Regions from separate parts of the Mus musculus genome. Here region 1 is linked to region 2. A link is a loop called in an ENCODE intact Hi-C map of the cell type or tissue named here. Cell type or tissue: gastrocnemius. All regions are shown on one strand.

Region 1 (8,000 bases), 390 kb before region 2:
AATTTTGCATGATTTCCCAGAGGTTCCTGTCTTTTTTATGTTTATATGTGCATATATATTTTATTGCTTATTTGAATTATATTAAATTATACTGTTTACTACTATTAAACAGTATATTTACAGTATAAATAGTATAAAATATTAAAATTATACTTTCAATTCAACAACCTGTTGTAGACTTTTCCAGATGGATGGATACAGATCTAATTATGTTTATTAGCCCCAGGAGAGCTACTGCACAGATATACTTCAACTTAACCTCTTCCTGAATACTAAAGGCAATAATGTAAACACTATACCTCTATACCCTTGTCTAATGGTTTCATTGGGACACATTGTTCAAAGTGGGTTGGGGAGATGAGCATTTAGATTCTCTCCGTCCTTCATAAAGGAGCGTCTCCCCCACATTGACCATACAGGAGGAGAGGCAGCAGAATGGGACCGTGGTGGTGTTGCTCCATATTCTGGAAAGCGAGTTGACAGGAGAAGAGAAAATTTGGCCACTGCTGGGGGAAGGGAGCTGCTTGCACGGGTGAGCCAATGTTTGGGCTTGCTTGAAAGTTGATTGGCTCTGAGCGATCTATGTTCAGTTGACAACGATTAAGGACTGGTGTGACCAGGGCAGTCCTGCTTTCCTGTCCCACAGGCTGGCTAACCTCTGTTCCCAGGGACTCCTAAGTTTGAACTGAGGCCAGGAAGGATCTCGCTCAGCACCAGCTTGCTCCAATTTTCTTCATCACGATTAGACTGAGCCATGGCCTCATATGTGAGTAACTACCAAAACCCAACTAGCCTGATCTAATGAGCCACCTCCAAAATGAGTCACTCACCATGTCTTCAGGGTCTGGAATTTTCACCCCACTGAAGTATTGATTCATGCTAAATACTTGCTGGTGCCTGGGAATGAGGTCCCCTTTGGACAAGAAGAGACAGAAGTGAGTGGGGTAGCGTAGGAAACACGGGGCTGTGCTTTCCCTCCACAGCCTCGTGGACCTGTGCCTAGAGGGGAAGCATCCACACAGCACAGCCTACACTGAGTTCTTCAGGGACAGTGCCTCGTGTCAGGCACAGAAACTGAGAGCGTCAGGGTATTTGATGACTCCAAACCAAAGGAGCTAACAGGAAGGTCCTCTGTCTCTGAGGAGTCCATTTCCAAATTGGAATCGTCTTTTCCCGTGTTGCTGCTGATCTCAGAAACGTTGTCGTCTAAGGTTTAGGGGCGCTTACCCTGTGAAACTCTGAAAGAGGTTCCTGTCCAATGCAGCTCATTCTGTAGCAATGGCAGCCGAATGAGCTGATGGTGGCCTCATGTAAAGTCCTAGGGGTATCACTAGGAAAGACTGGTTCAGGAAACTGCTTCTCTGGGCCACAAGTGGCCACTTTCTAGAGCAGAGAAGCAGAGGCCTGAGAGAAGCAGAGGCCTGAGAGAAGCAGAGGCCTGAGAGAAGCAGAGGCCTGAGAGAAGCAGAGGCCTGAGAGAAGCAGAGGCCTGAGAGAAGCAGAGGCCTGAGAGAAGCAGAGGCCTGACAGAAGCAGAGGCCTGACAGAAGCAGAGGCCTGACAGAAGCAGAGGCCTGACAGAAGCAGAGGCCTGACAGAAGCAGAGGCCTGACAGAAGCAGAGGCCTGACAGAAGCAGAGGCCTGACAGAAGCAGAGGCCTGCAGCCAGGGCCCTGTGGTACTGAGGCTCTAGCCTCTGACTAGATCGTCTTGAGTGACCAGTGCTACTCGGTTCAGAACTTTACCTCTCACTCAAATCCAGAACCTTGCTCTAGTTTGGATAAGCAAGCAAAAACACAGCCTCTAGGGTGTTGATTCCTATGTCTGAAAACACTGTAATGAAGCCCCTTAGCCCCTAGCTTTAAAAATGAATTACAGATACACACACACAGTAGAGACATATGTCCCCGAGCTGTCAAAGCCTCCCCACTAGGGCTGGAGCGGCAGGAGAGTGCCCTAAAGCCACTGGACGGAACAGCCAAGGAAGGCTGAGTGACCCTGCGTGAGCTCCAAGGAGGCTCCAATGTGCAAGACATTGGTGGAGACGATAAAAACAGGAAACACCACCGGACCCTGGTGACGCACACCTTTAATTCCAGCACTCGGGAGGCAGAGGCAGGTGGAATTTGAGTTCAAGACCAGCCTAGTCTACAGAAGGAGTTCCAGGACATCCAGGGCTACACAGAGAAACCCTGTCTCAACAAACAAACAAATGGAAATACAGTCTCACCCTCAGGTGGCCTTCAGTACTTTGGGAAGACAAAGCTCTATGGTGATTGCTGGTAATACAAGAGTTATGGAGCAGAGAAAGAGTGCTTTAAATGGCGTTCCTTAGCAGAGTAGAATCTAACTCCTGGATTCTGAAAACAGCAACCACTAGTTATGGATCTCTTTTACTGTACCCTCCTCCCTTTTCTCTTCTGTCCTTCCCATTGCCCTTAATTGTAGGAGGGGGGCACGGTGAACAAGACTTTCTTCTCGACACTTAGAAGGCTGAGGTTCTTCCTCTACGGTAATCTGAATAATCCAAAACTTGTCAGGCAGGCTGCAGTAAGGACATCTGGATGAATCACCTCATCCTAATGCAGGCTTAGCATCCCTCATTAAAAATTCTGAGACTGAGTGCCAACATGATCCTACAAGTAGGAGATGCTACACTCGACTCCAAGTGTCATGGTCAAATGCGGGCACGCTAGAACGATCATATAACCAGCCTTTAGGATATGGGAAGAAATGAAATGAAACATAAATGAATTTTCTGTTTAGACTCGGGTCCCTTCCCTTACATACCACATTGAAACCTCTAATGTCACAAACACTAGAGTCCCAAGCCGTCTGGATGAGGGATGTTCAGCTTGTAACATGGAAGCCGCCTGTGACCAGCTAAGTCCTTGCAGTAGTTCTGTTGCCAGGCTTAACACATTTAGAAGTTAAGAGGATCTGACCTAAGCTTAAGAGATTAGTCTATATATCCTGGACAATTAGTAAATTCCCAGTAATCATTAAGTCTTGTCATTTGAACAAACCATAGACACTTTTAATGGAGCCATTTCAGCGAGGCTGAGAAATGTCTGTTTCCTAAAGGTGTCAGGTAAGCAGGGGGTGTGGGAGAAGCGAGCAGGTTCTCTCAAAGTCAGCGGAAACCACTTACCCAGGGTTTTCCTTATCAGGTAGAGCTGATCCACGTCAGATTTTCCTGGCCATAGAGGCACTCCGGACAGTAACTCAGCAAACACACAGCCAATTGCCCAGACATCTACAGGGGGACCATACTGCGTGTCTCCCACTAGCAGCTCGGGTGAGCGGTACCACCGGGTGGCCACGTAGTCCGTGTAGTAGTCACCTGGTCCAGCTGGCCGGTGCAGAAACGTGGAAAACAGATCAGTGGAAGCCCGGAGTCAAAACTGAGCAGGGAAAAACCTAAGAAATGAAGCTTTTCCGAATCACCATTCTCAGTGCTAGCTGCTGGTTGTCATCACTTGGCTGTAGGATGTTTTAAATTACTGATACTTGGGCTTCCTCCCGGCCCAATTAATCCGAACACTTGGAGAGGGCCCAAGGCTACCCGCATACTTTTTAAAAGTTCCTTGGGTGTTAATCTATAGCCAAGATTAAAAGGCATTCATCTGAAGTATTAATTCTGGTAAGTATTGTTTGGGGGGTTGGAGAAGGCAGGAGATTAGCAGGCTTTATAATAACTTTTGTGCTACAATTTACATATAGCATACATATCTAAATTGTTGTGTATTTATACATTTTTCAAGTTATATTTCATTACAAGATTTGGCAGGAACCGTAATTTGTTGCAAGATTATTCCCGGGGCAGAATACAAGAACCAGCTTTCTGTAGTATGGAAACCAGCTGTCCCAGCAAGAATGTTCCTTTTACATTGAAGAAGCCGTGGGTACTCACTGAGAAGCCGTGCGAACCCAAAGTCACAGAGCTTAATGGCTGACTGTTTGGTGATGAGAATATTTTCCGGCTTCACGTCTCTGTGTATGCACTGGTTAGAAACAAACAAACAAACAAAACAAAATGTCATGAAGGTGCAACTCTAATATCTGCCACGAGTAAAGGGCTGGAATATTTAGCAGATATTGGATATATCAGTTTAATCTGCCATTGACCTGTTGGATACTAAAACAGCAGACTAAAATAAACCTAGTTCCATACCTACAGACAGAATCATTTCAAATTCTTGAGTGGCCACAAAAACCAAGAAGTGTGATAGGAAAAATGACTGTCAAGAGCCAGACTCAGCAAATAAAAACACGTGAGATACCTAGTTACGTTTGGATTTCAGATAAACGACTTTTTTTTTCAGTGCTGGGCATCAGTCCAGAACCTTAGCCGAGCACGCCACCTGACCTCCACCTCCAACCCAACTAAAATGTTAAGTATATCTCAAACAGTCTGCATTAGAAAAAGGAACTTTATATTTAACTAGGCATCACCCCTAACCTGCCTGCTGTCTATGAAGGGGGAAAGGACCGAAAGGCTTTGAGGCTTCAGCCTGTGGCAAGAACGACAGACAGATTGGAGCAGAAGCCCGGTTCACTGGAAGGCGGCTTGCTCGCTCGGTAAACAAGACAAGCCCTGGGCCTGCTGAGATAAGCTGGGAGAGAGAGGGCTGGAAGCTCGTGTGCCTGCCAAAAGATCGCCCTTCCAGCTCTGACATTTGTCCTGACAAGATAAACAAGAGCTGGCTGCGGCCTCGCCGTCCGGGGTGCGTCGTGGTCGCTAGGTGTCAGCTCTGTCCCACAGCACAGAGGAGCCCAGCGGGAGACTCTTGCATCCTGCCTCACCCGCTGGTATCAAGCTACATTCTTTAAGAGGGTGAAGCCACTACCAAGAGGAGCGCTTGAGGACTCCCACGGGACTTTCTTATTAAATGACAATGTCTTTGATAGATAGACAGATAAATAAATAAATAAATAAATAAATAAAATCTCTTAAGTCAACAACTTTTAATCAACGGTTAACATTTAAAATTGAGTTGGGACAAAATATTACTCCGGGTTCTTTGTGACCCCTCCCTTTTCCCAAGGGTTTTCCTCTCTGCTGGGAAACGCTGGGTCTTTCTGCCGCCCCAGTGACTGTTGGCCTGGAGCCTGCAACTCTTGAGGGTTCCTTGACCCCAGAATCCGGAAAGAGGACAGAGGCTCTTCGTGGGCGCAGCAATTCCCACTCCAAGGGACTTTTAGGGCGAGAGAGCAACGTTAGTGTTTCCCATCAGCATTATTATTCTGGAAAAAAAAAATGGAGGCGGGGTGGGGTGGATAAATTACCTTATAACCTACCTATCTGGTTCTCAGTAATCGATGGCCCTGGGCTCTGAAGTCTTTCACCAGCCATTTTGCATTTTGCTATAAATAGGTCCTTCCATGAATGTCGTGATGACATATGGGCAGAAGGACTCAGAAACAAGAATGTGCTCCACCCCCCCCCCCTTTGTTTGGGAATTCTTTCCAAGCTCAGCACCCTCCCCCCATCAGCCCCCCCCCCCCCCAGCACGTGGAGCCCAGCAGCGTCTGCGGCTCTCCAGAGAGCTGTGGTATGCACTGTATTTATCTTCACTTTCCTCAGATCTCCCCCACCAGGGCTGGCTGGCGAGCTTTCTCGTTCTTTCTGCCCCCTCCTCTCCCCTTCCCTCTGTATCCTCCAGCCCCACTATCTGTCCTGCCACCCTTATGCTGAAACTTGTTTGTTGGGAAAGTGCTAATCACCGATCAAAGCGTCTAGCATCCACTCGTCCTGCCTTAAAATGACTGTTTTCACTGTAAGGAGTCAAACCCAAGGCTTCATGCAGGCAAGGCAAGAGGTCTAACCATGGAGCGACACTCCAGCTCTGATAAGGATTCTAGGCTTCCGATAATGAAAGCCAAAATAATGACTGTTCCCGTGTTTTCTCCTTGTAAGCAGCTTCAGGAAAACTTACTTGGGGCAAGCTCAGAGGGGATTTAACCCCTCGGGCCTGGGTGACCAATAACTGGAGTCCAGTGAAACTCTAAAATTCCCTTCTGGGATTTTGAGTGTTTTTAGTGGTTGGACTCTGATTCCACCCCCCCACACACACACCTTTTTCTTTTCTGCTATATTGATTAATTGGTTGGTTGATTGATCGCAGTACTGGGAATCAAACTCAAGGGCTCATTCATTCTGAGTACTTGACCACACAACTGGGAGCCAGCCCAGGAAGCTGGCTTCCATGTGTAGAAAGGGGGCAGCTCTGTGTGGGGTGAGAGAGGAGAGCAGATTTTTCAGCATCTATGAAGCCATGTCACATGGGCAGTCTCCTACAGTGGCTCCCCCCGCACCCCCCCCCCCGCACCCGGCCCCCCGCCCTCCCCCCAGTCCAGCTGTGGCAAAAAGGACCAGACGCCCATTTAACACTCCTATCTCACCAGGGCAGACACTAGGACTTGGCGCCTAGGACTCCACCCATTGTAACTGCAGCAAGCATCTGGAGTTACCTCTTCCAGTTCAAAGTCTTTTGGGGAAACCAATCCAATAATACAGACTCTCTAAGTAAATGGGGTTCCTTCTTCCTCACATTTTACAAATTAAAAACAAAAACCAAAAACAAAAAACGACTAGTTTTTTTAAAATGATTTTTATAATGTATGTTTCCATAAGATCTGCCATCTTTAAGTTCCTTACTCCCCTCCGCCCCCAGGCTTAGGAAGATTTTCATGGAAAAAAACGTATACCCACAAAGGTGGGGTATGAACTTTGAATAAGGCTCGGTTTTGGCTCAAGAGAAGAAGCCACCTGGGTGTTCAAAGGGGGTCGGGACACTTACGTTATGTTTATGGCAGAAATTTACAGCCTGCAGTGTCTGCCAAGTTATGTTCTTCACGAGAGGCTCTGGTACCCTAATAAAAACAAAAGAAACAGCACAAACACATTCTTCACTCTAGCCATGGACCTCAGCTCAAGAAACCCAATCCAGACGGGGGCAGGCTTTGGGACTGAAAAATCCCGGGAGACACAGCCTCCTCTGGATCCACAGGCCATCAGCCCACAAATCCAGTGTTGAGAATGTGTGACCAGCATGCTGCTGAGTTGTGGGGAAAGCAGGTTAACAAAAATACAAACTTGGATTTTAAAAACAAAACAAAACAAAAAACAGGGAGGAACAGTGAAATATTTCAACAAATATTTATGACCTGGGACTGCCTGAAATTTGAACTCCTCAGTTTTTTTCTTTGTCTTGTTTTGTTTGTTTGTTTTGTGTTTTTTTTTTTTTTTTTTTTTCCGAGACAGGGTTTCTCTGTGTAGCCCTGGCTGTCCTGGAACTCACTCTGTAGACCAGGCTTGTCTCAAACTCAGAGATCTGCCTGCCTCTGCCTCCCAAGTGCTGGGATTAAAGGCGTGCGCCACCACTGCCCGGCTTGTTTTGTTTTTAAAGAGAGGGTTGAAGCATGGTCTTGCTAAGGTGGCTCCAAGACCTAAAATTCGAGATCATCCTGTATTAACCTCCAAGTGCTGGGATTACAGGCTTGCACCACCAAGCCCGGTTCTATAATGAGGCCCTTGCTAGTTAATATACAGCACAAGAGATGGCGATGGCGTGCTCTGTGCTCCGGTTGCTCCAAACCGTGGTCCTGAAGCAAGGCTTCTGTTTGCGTGTTCAGCATTTCCAGATGCCTGAGTCACATGCTTTGTTTGTTTTCTTGGAAGGGAGAGGAAGGAGATTTTACTGAGACAAGGAGGAGGTTTATATTGCATACCATATAACTAAAGTTCAAAGTAACTGAAGACACAGAAAAGCATCGTGTTCTTTTCCCACACTGCACCTCTCTTCTCGTCACCCTCACGCCGTGCTTCTCTTTCCTCTCCTCTGTCACAACATCTAACCGTGCCAATTCCCCAACTCTTCCGCACAGATTCACTGCCGATTTAACCAGGACAGCCGAGCCCTGCCAGATGCCATGATGCCGTGCGCGCGCACGAGTGTGTGTGTGTGTGTGTGTGAATTGGGAAAGGGCATCTCATG
Region 2 (8,000 bases):
AAAGGATCAAAATACACAGCCAAGAATGGAGGGAAAGGAAGGGGCTACAGAAATGTGTCCATTAAGTAAATCTTATGTTGTGGTCTTCATAAGGTCTGTGGAATTTATCTTCTTAAACATCTATAATCTGTGATGATATCCTTCCTCATTTTAAGTAAACATTTGCTTTGACCTTGGCTTCCGTTTGTTCAGCTCTGTATTCTCTGCTTCAACAGGTCTTCCTCTGTGACTGCGTGGTGGCCTCACAGGCCTGAATGCCCAGACTGACCAGAAATGGGGCAAGGCCTGTTCAGACCATGCTGGCCTTGAATTTACAATGATCTGCCGGCCACCCTAGGCTGGGATTAAAGGTGTGTACCATCACACCTAGCTGCTGCTTCTCATCATCATCATCATAGTCGTCGCCGTCCTCCTCCTCCTCCTCCTTCTTCCTCTTCTTTCTTCTTTTATTGTTTTGAGATAGCCCAGGCTAATCTTGAACTCATCTCCTGCCTCAGCCTTCTGAGTGCTGGGGTTACAATATATTAAAAAACAAAAACAAACAACAACAACAACAACAACACTAGCTGTATTTGCAGTCAGTGCTCTTAATCCCTGAGCCATACCTCCAGTCCCCTTTCTAATGTTTTGACTTGCCTCTCAGAATACTTCTTAACATATATAATAATAAATAAAGGATTGCAAAATTACTATTTAATGGACATACGGCTTTCAAAATTATAGTCATTTTGATATGCTAATGCATGCAAATATACCCATGTTGTACAAAACACGATCCATTATCAGGTCCAATTACGAGCATTTTAAATTAATGATGAACAGAAATGATACTTAGAGACATTTGCCACAACTGACATGTGATATGAAAATAGGATACAAAAATCTGTGATTGTTATGAATGCTGAGGTCATAAATATTGATATTACTATCCTATATGAATTTTCTGACATTAATCATGGAAGTATCTAATAGGCTGTAGTGGGGGAATGTAGAAATAAAAATAGGATGTTTCTCCCACTCAAGTTCACAGACCCCTGAGTTCTAGCCAGATGAAGAATGCCTGCTTTAACTGGTCACACAACTCCTTCTTCCACACCTTCAGCCACTGGCCTCACTCCCTGCCTCACATGGAGTCCCACCGGCACCTGAGTCCTCCCTTGCCTGCTCTTCCTCCATTGTTCTCAGTATATCCTGAAGATTCCCCTCCATCCAGAGACTTAAGCTATATCAGGTCTCATTGCTATAGGGATCCCATTTGACATAATGACAGCCATCTTGGTCCTCAGTGTCATTTTGCCCAACAAATGACTTGGCACCCCATCCCAAATTGTATATGGTATCACTAAGATATCATATACATCTTATCATATGATAAGACAGTCATTTGAGCTTGCATGGCTGGCCGGACTGCTCTTATACCGAATTTGGGCATGCTTGCAGCTTTTGAGGAAGCCTGGCTAACACTCCAATGACCATAGGTTTAGATAGGAATGCTTTCTCTTGCTCTGCAGTGCAGGGATCTTGATATGTTGCTTCTGTCTAGGACATGCTTCTGCCCATAAGATCCAGTAGACTGTGCTTTGTGTAGCATGTCCTTCAATCTCATGGATCCCATTGTCTTTGGCATACATTCTGGTACTGCAGGGCTAGGTTTTCCTAACCACAGGTCCTGCCTTGAACCAACAGCATTTCTCTCCCTCTCCATCCATCTTTCCCACCTCTCTTACAACATCTCACTGCTATACTAGTCAGGCCCACCATCCTATCAAAGCCAGGATCTAAAAATCCCAACACCAAGAAATGCCTCGTTTCCCACCCACTGGCTGTCTGCACTGTACCTTAAAAATACTCCCATTGCCAAACAGTAACAGCTCATTGTTTGAATAAAGATAAAACAGTAGGGAAAAAAAAGTAGAAAGTAAAACAAAAACAAAAAAACATGTTCACCCCTTAGTCCCTACAGGTAACTTCTGGTGTTGGGAAGGTTTTAAAATGCAAATGGGAGGGTGGTGATGGCTGGAGAGATGGCTCAGCAGTTAAGAGCACTGACTGCTCTTCCAGAGGTCCTGAGTTCAATTCCCAGCAACCACATAATGGCTCAAAACCATCTGTAATATGATCTGGTGCCCTCTTCTGGTGTTTCTGAAGACAGTAACAGTATAAAAGTGTACTCACATAAAATAAAAAAATATATATTAAAAAAACAAATGAGGGAGGTTTAAGACTGCCAACATCAGAAGAATAAATCATGTCTTGATTTGTCTACAGTAGCAAATTGAAAGAAAATGCTACAGCAAGCGAGTATTTATTTATTTATAGATGGAGGAATAATTAAATGCTTTAAAACAGAATACGCAGGAAGAGCCTGTTTACCAGAGTGGCTGAGAGAGGTGGCTTTGAATATGGTTCTTGGGTCTGAGCTTCCTTCTCATGGAGTAAAATTTTCTCTCACTCCGAAAGATGTACTGGGCTCAATCCATGCCATGAGGCAGCTGGTCCTGATCAAATATGGGCTGGAGGTCCTAGGCTGGACTGGTGGTGTGTGTGTGTGTGTGTGTGTGTGTGTATGTGACAAGATGCTGCTGGATAGGGTGACAAGACTTACCCTCTTGTCTGGGAGTTGAGGAAAGAATTCTGCAGGCTCCCATAACTCTCCCTCCCCTGTCAAACATTATCTTCCGTTCTTCAGGCAAACAAAGGCTTAGGGAAGCCCGGCTTCCTAGGCTGGGCTTTGGAAAGCAGCGGCAGCAGCTGTGTGAGGGGAAATCCAGAGCAGGCCTAGCTAAGTCTAAAAATACAACCCAGCCTGACAGGCACACAAAAGGCCTCTTGTGGGGAGGGGCTCTCCTGCCCTTCTAGATGCTGCATTCTGGGGCCATGTGGAGAGTGATCCCCAATGTCCCTCTAGGGTGTCAATTTTCAGGAGGAGCAGCTTGCTACAGTCTGCCTGTCTTCCATCTGTCTTCCCTACTTGATGTCTGCTCACTTGAGGGTTTAGGGGATTGGCTGTGGGCCCATCTTGTTCTTCAAAAAGTTGAGGGGACCATGAGCATAGTTTTTCATATCTGCGGGAATGAAACGAAGCCTTCTTCGAAGAAGGTGTGGCCCCATCTCTTTCCTCCCAGTAAAGGGAACCGCTGGAGACCCATTTCTCTAACCTTCTGCCTGGGTATCATCCCACGAGGCTCTCCACAAAGGCGGTGCTTGTTGTCCAGTACAGCGCACAGCTGCCGGCCTGGAACGTTTTTCCTCCCCCCGGAACTTCAACTTGGACTGGGCAGGAGGAAGTTTGCAATCTTCAAAATAACCATCTCTGTAACAGAATAGAAAAGAAGGCTTTCTATTAAGACGCACATGCAGAGAGAGAGAGAGAGAGAGAGTAGGGAAATGAACCACTCCAGAGGACATATGCTAGAAGAGTTTGCTCTTTTAATAATAGGTTTTAGACGACTAAGAAAGACACAAAATGATTTTTAACCATGCCAGCTGGTGGTATCTCTTCCCCCAACCTCACCCCCATTCAAACTTTCTGGTTCGAAGATGTCACCTTTGTTTTCTTTTCTCGCCGGCTCACTGCTGCCTCCACGTGTTAGATATAAGAATTACAACAGCGTGTCTATTTTTATACTTGGTCAATTAAATGCTATAGGCTGCCTGCAGTCTGTTAGCCTCTGGGACAATGGAGGGAGAGAAATAAAGCGAGGCCCTAGCTTGTAGGTAGGAGTTGCATGCTCTAGGTGAATTTTGAACATCTTACATTTCAGATGGCTTCGTTATATTGTTCCTTCCCAAGTCACCGTACCTTTGCTGAAGGAATCATTTAATCCTATTGGGGATGAGCACAGTCAGTTCTACTAATGATAGCTTTCCTGCGAGACCGCGGGGCAAACACACTGATGCACATTCAATGTTACCATTCTGTACAAACCCTGTAGTGAGGAAGACTGAATTCTGCACAGTTTACAGAACAAGACAATAACTCACACATCGATTTTAGAATATCTATTAGGAGCTGGAGAGATGGCTCAGCAGTTTAGAATACTTTTCCAGGGACCTGAAGTTAAGCTCCCAGCACCCACGAACTACCTGTAATCCCAGCTCCAGAAGATCTGAGCCTCTGCAGGCTCCTGCACTCTTACAGCATATACACTCAGCGACCTACACACATACACAGAAATAAGAACAGACCGTGAGACCCCATCACCTGGGCATGGTGGCACATGCCTTTCTTTAATCCTAGAACTCAGGAGGCAGAGGCAGGTGGATGTCTGTGAGTTTGAGGATAATCAAGTCTACATAGTAAGTTCGAAATCAACCAAGGATGCATGGTGAGATCGGCTCAAAACAAATTCTGAAAGCACAACTACCTGGTGTTGGCTAGAATACCTAAATACCTTTGCCTTGGTAGAAGCCAGGAGTCTTGAAAGTTTCTGGCAAGCACCAATTGTTTCAATTTCTTGCTCATCTACATACTTTACATGCCTTGCTTCTTGCTTCATAGAAACGGAGGTCTTACAAAATGTCCTGTTGCCCTAAGTGGAACCTGGAAACTGTGCTCTATCCTGACTGATAAAGTGGCATGTTTTCCTAGGCAGAAAGGACGCCCAAGCCTCCTCCTCAGTATCACGGATATGGAGAAAAGAGATGCCCACTCCCAGTGTCCTCCCCAAACCCTCCCACATTGCAGTGACACTACCCACAGTCACAGCCTGACTGATCCTTTCTAATTGCTGGTAACTCATGTTACCACAGATAGCTCTAGGGTGGAAACTCAGCCCTTTTCTCTTACCAAAGCAGTCAATCGATTCTGCTTAAAGGCAGGGCCAAATAGGGTCTCTGTGTACTGGACCAAGGCCATTGTAGGCTCTCTGGCAGGTCAGGTAGGGGTTACAGACCATATCAAGGCCCAGGTCATAATTTGCAGGCTATTTAAACCTCTCAGACCGAACTCTTCCTTTATGTGTAGTTATACTTCAGGTTTTGCACAGATGCAGGCATTCCACACAGGGCAGAGGCTGTGCTAGAGTCTCCCCACAGGAGGAGATTTGGGCTAACTGTCTGGTTGGATATCAAGGCTGGTGAAAATGTCTTGCTTTTATCAGTAACTTGCTGATGCCAGTCACAGAGTTTCCTATTGGCAGTGTCATTGAAGACAAGTCCATTGTTCAGGCCTTCCGTGTTTATAATCATAGGCTTCTTCTACGTACAGCAAACTGGTAGGAAGTATATACATAATCAAGATGGAATTGTCTCCACGAAAGCCTGGGCCTGTAGATTCTAAGCAAGTTCATACTTTTCTGTATTTGCCCAGAGTGTCCATTTCTCTACATGCTCTGAGCAGAAGGTCCTGAAATGAATTCTTGCTAACCTTGCTTGCATCTCTGCCTTTGTCACTGTCCTCTTTGCTGGGTCTAACCTTCTCACCTCTGCATTAACACCAGACAGCTTACACTGTTGGATGGCTCTGTAGAGGAATGGAGGTGGGCCAGAGTTCTGTGAGGGACATTTGGGTCTACAGGATAAATATTGTTTAACTTCTTAGAGGGTCGACCTTATTCAAAGTTGGGACATAGTTCTAGAAAAGCAAGCAATGATGGTATAAGGTGGATTAGTTGGGAGTAAGTTTGGCTATAAGTAGAGAGAAAGAAGAAGAAGAGGAGGAGGGAGAAGAAGAGGAGGAAGAGGAGGAGGAGGAGGAGGAGGAGGAGGAAGAAAACTGGCCAATTCTTGAGAAAAACACCTGAAGTTGACTTTAGTCTTTCACATGAACATGCACAACACATACACACATAACACCATGCATACATGAACTCCCTACCCCCAGCCCATGCATACACGAATGCTCCACTCCCACAAACATATAACCAAGGGTTAACAAAACTTGCTTTATTAATCACCTCACAATGATAGTCAACACTCACCTCTGGGCAATGAGCTGATGTCTGCTAAGTAATTTTGGGTCCTGGGACTCAGACTCTTGGAGAGAGCATTGACCCCTTCTTTTTGACCCTTAGCAACAGGAGAGTGGAAACACCCCTCTAATCCCTACTCCCACATTCTTTTGTCTGAAGAGGGTGGGCTTGCTAGTTATCAGTTTCTAGTTCCCGTTTGGCTGGTGATGAGCCAGAAGAGGCCATGGCTAGACCTCTTGTCCATTTTGGTATTCGTATTTACTAGTGATTAATCTTCCATGTTAGTCTGTAAACTATCATGCTTTAAATGAAGGAGGATTTTCCCAGGAGCCAGAGAGAGAGAGAGAGAGGGAGAGGGAGAGAGAGAGAGAGAGAGAGAGAGAGAGAGAGAGAGAGAGAGAGAGAGAGAGAGAGATCAAATCCAGTCATTAATAAATAATATCAGTGCTGTACCGGGTAGGCTGGAAACAACACTTCAGAGGAGAGCTTTCATATCTATGATCTCACTTCACACTACATATTATTATTATTTTAAAACTCCTCTCTAGGGGCAGGATGCTCCAACGGAGCATCTGGAGGGAAGACAAGGAACACAGCCCCAGGCTGACTGACATCAGGATCCAAGTAGTTCTCCGGGGGTGGGGGGTGGGGAGGGCGTTCCCTGGGCTCTCTTCCTGCTTGTTTAAAAACTAAAGGCAAAGATGAGAGACTGCTCTAATTTCCAGCTGTGCCGGGGCTCACTTACTCCAGCTGTGTGTGTATGTGGTGGGGGGGATGGGCGTGGGGGGAGGGGAGGGGAGTACAGCTACCTTTCTTTCGGAGCTGTCTTTGGTGATGATTTAAAGAAAGGGGAATAGATTCATTCTGCCCTCTGCACCAGTGCCAGGTATCTAGAAGGCTGGGAACCCGATGCGTTTCTGTGTGTGACGCTGTGTGACCGATTGTGCTTGTTTTCTCTATTTTCTTGTCTCCTCCATGGTTTCCTGAGTATGGTTTCATTTTCAGGAATAGATCTCTCCGACCCTCAGAGTCTTATCTAATTCTTTACCTTTCCAGCTAAACTGCCTCCGGGGTAATCAGCTCTGGATTTATTAGATTTTTTTTTAATTAAGTGAATAAAACAAACCCAAACAAAACCTAAAACAAACAAAATAAAGTAGGAGTTAAGAAAAAAAAAAATCCTCTCCGTGGGTGACTTCCTGCTTCCCTGTCAAGGCCTAAAACCAACGATAGGGTTTTCCCCTCCCACGAATCCAGGTGTACACTGCCTTCCCCTGGAGCATCTTTTGTCCCGGCCTCTGTGCGTGCAGATGGGAGGTGGTTGGACAAGGAAGTGTAAGCTCTTCCACCCTGATTACTTATGCAGAAATGAGGAGTGTCTACCTCACAAGAAACGACTGAATTATGCTCTTCTCAAGAACAAGTAGAGGAGGCTCTGTCAGGCTTACAACCAGCACAACCTTCCCACAACCTTTCCACCATAGCCCCGCCCAGTGGCTTCGATGCAGGCTCCTTTCCTGCCAGGTTCTGAGGACCTCTGAGGAGGAGCCCCGCCTTCCCTGCTGTGTTGACTCGGTATAGCCTTTGCTATGTCTTGTATGCAGTGGCTGCTCTGGAAAAGCTGAGTGAACGCAACCCAACTCTCATTTGGTCTTGCTTGGCTTGCAGTTTGCTCTGTGTAAAACTAGAGTAAATTAAATGGTTGTTTATGCAGATCTCTCAGCGTTAGCATTCTATGGGATTCTTTGGAAAGACCTTTTCAGTTATCTTCCATTTCTGAGGCTGTTTCTAGGCAACGGAGTGGTACCTTCCTTTAATCTTCCCCTGACCTTTTCTGCCTATGAAGATGTTGACTAGTGAGCCCGTGGGGATGTGTATTATCTGTTACATTTATTTATGGCTTGGTAGCGACTCCTTGGTTGTTGTTCAGCTTTTCATGAGTTAGTCCCTGCATAAAATTAGACCGCCCCAAAGATGTGTACTACATAGAGAATGTGCTTAAAGAAATACTGGTCAAATAAATAAATATCACCGAGGGCATACATCCTATAGAATAGAGATGAACACTGCTTTTGAGGTTTTTTTTAA

What was found. Peaks named below come from ENCODE experiments on the same cell type or tissue, not always from the same donor. Only the 100,000 strongest peaks of a DNase experiment are listed, where the experiment ranks them.
Region 1: it touches region 2 in a loop (2.1-fold over the local background); 7 of 42 quality-filtered maps call a loop at or near these places.

The regions. Positions count from the first base shown.
Region 1 is chr12:69,753,295-69,761,294 of GRCm38, forward strand. It overlaps Cdkl1 (cyclin-dependent kinase-like 1 (CDC2-related kinase)), which reads right to left. Exons shown (of 10, transcript NM_183294.2): 4 at 6,804-6,876; 5 at 3,914-4,004; 6 at 3,152-3,352; 7 at 831-913. Among named protein-coding and RNA genes, the nearest start is that of Mir681, 6.6 kb to the right of the region's middle. RefSeq lists an enhancer at 4,115-5,968. In gastrocnemius, no CTCF peak of the experiment used is centred here; DNase peaks (open chromatin) are centred at 3,295, 4,714, 5,101, 5,588 and 1 more place; H3K4me3 peaks cover 1,975 bases; H3K27ac peaks cover 2,017 bases.
Region 2 is chr12:70,141,637-70,149,636 of GRCm38, forward strand. No RefSeq gene overlaps it. Among named protein-coding and RNA genes, the nearest start is that of Abhd12b, 8.5 kb to the right of the region's middle. In gastrocnemius, a CTCF peak has its summit at 3,591; DNase peaks (open chromatin) are centred at 2,552, 3,582, 6,673 and 7,438; H3K4me3 peaks cover 1,484 bases; H3K27ac peaks cover 2,611 bases.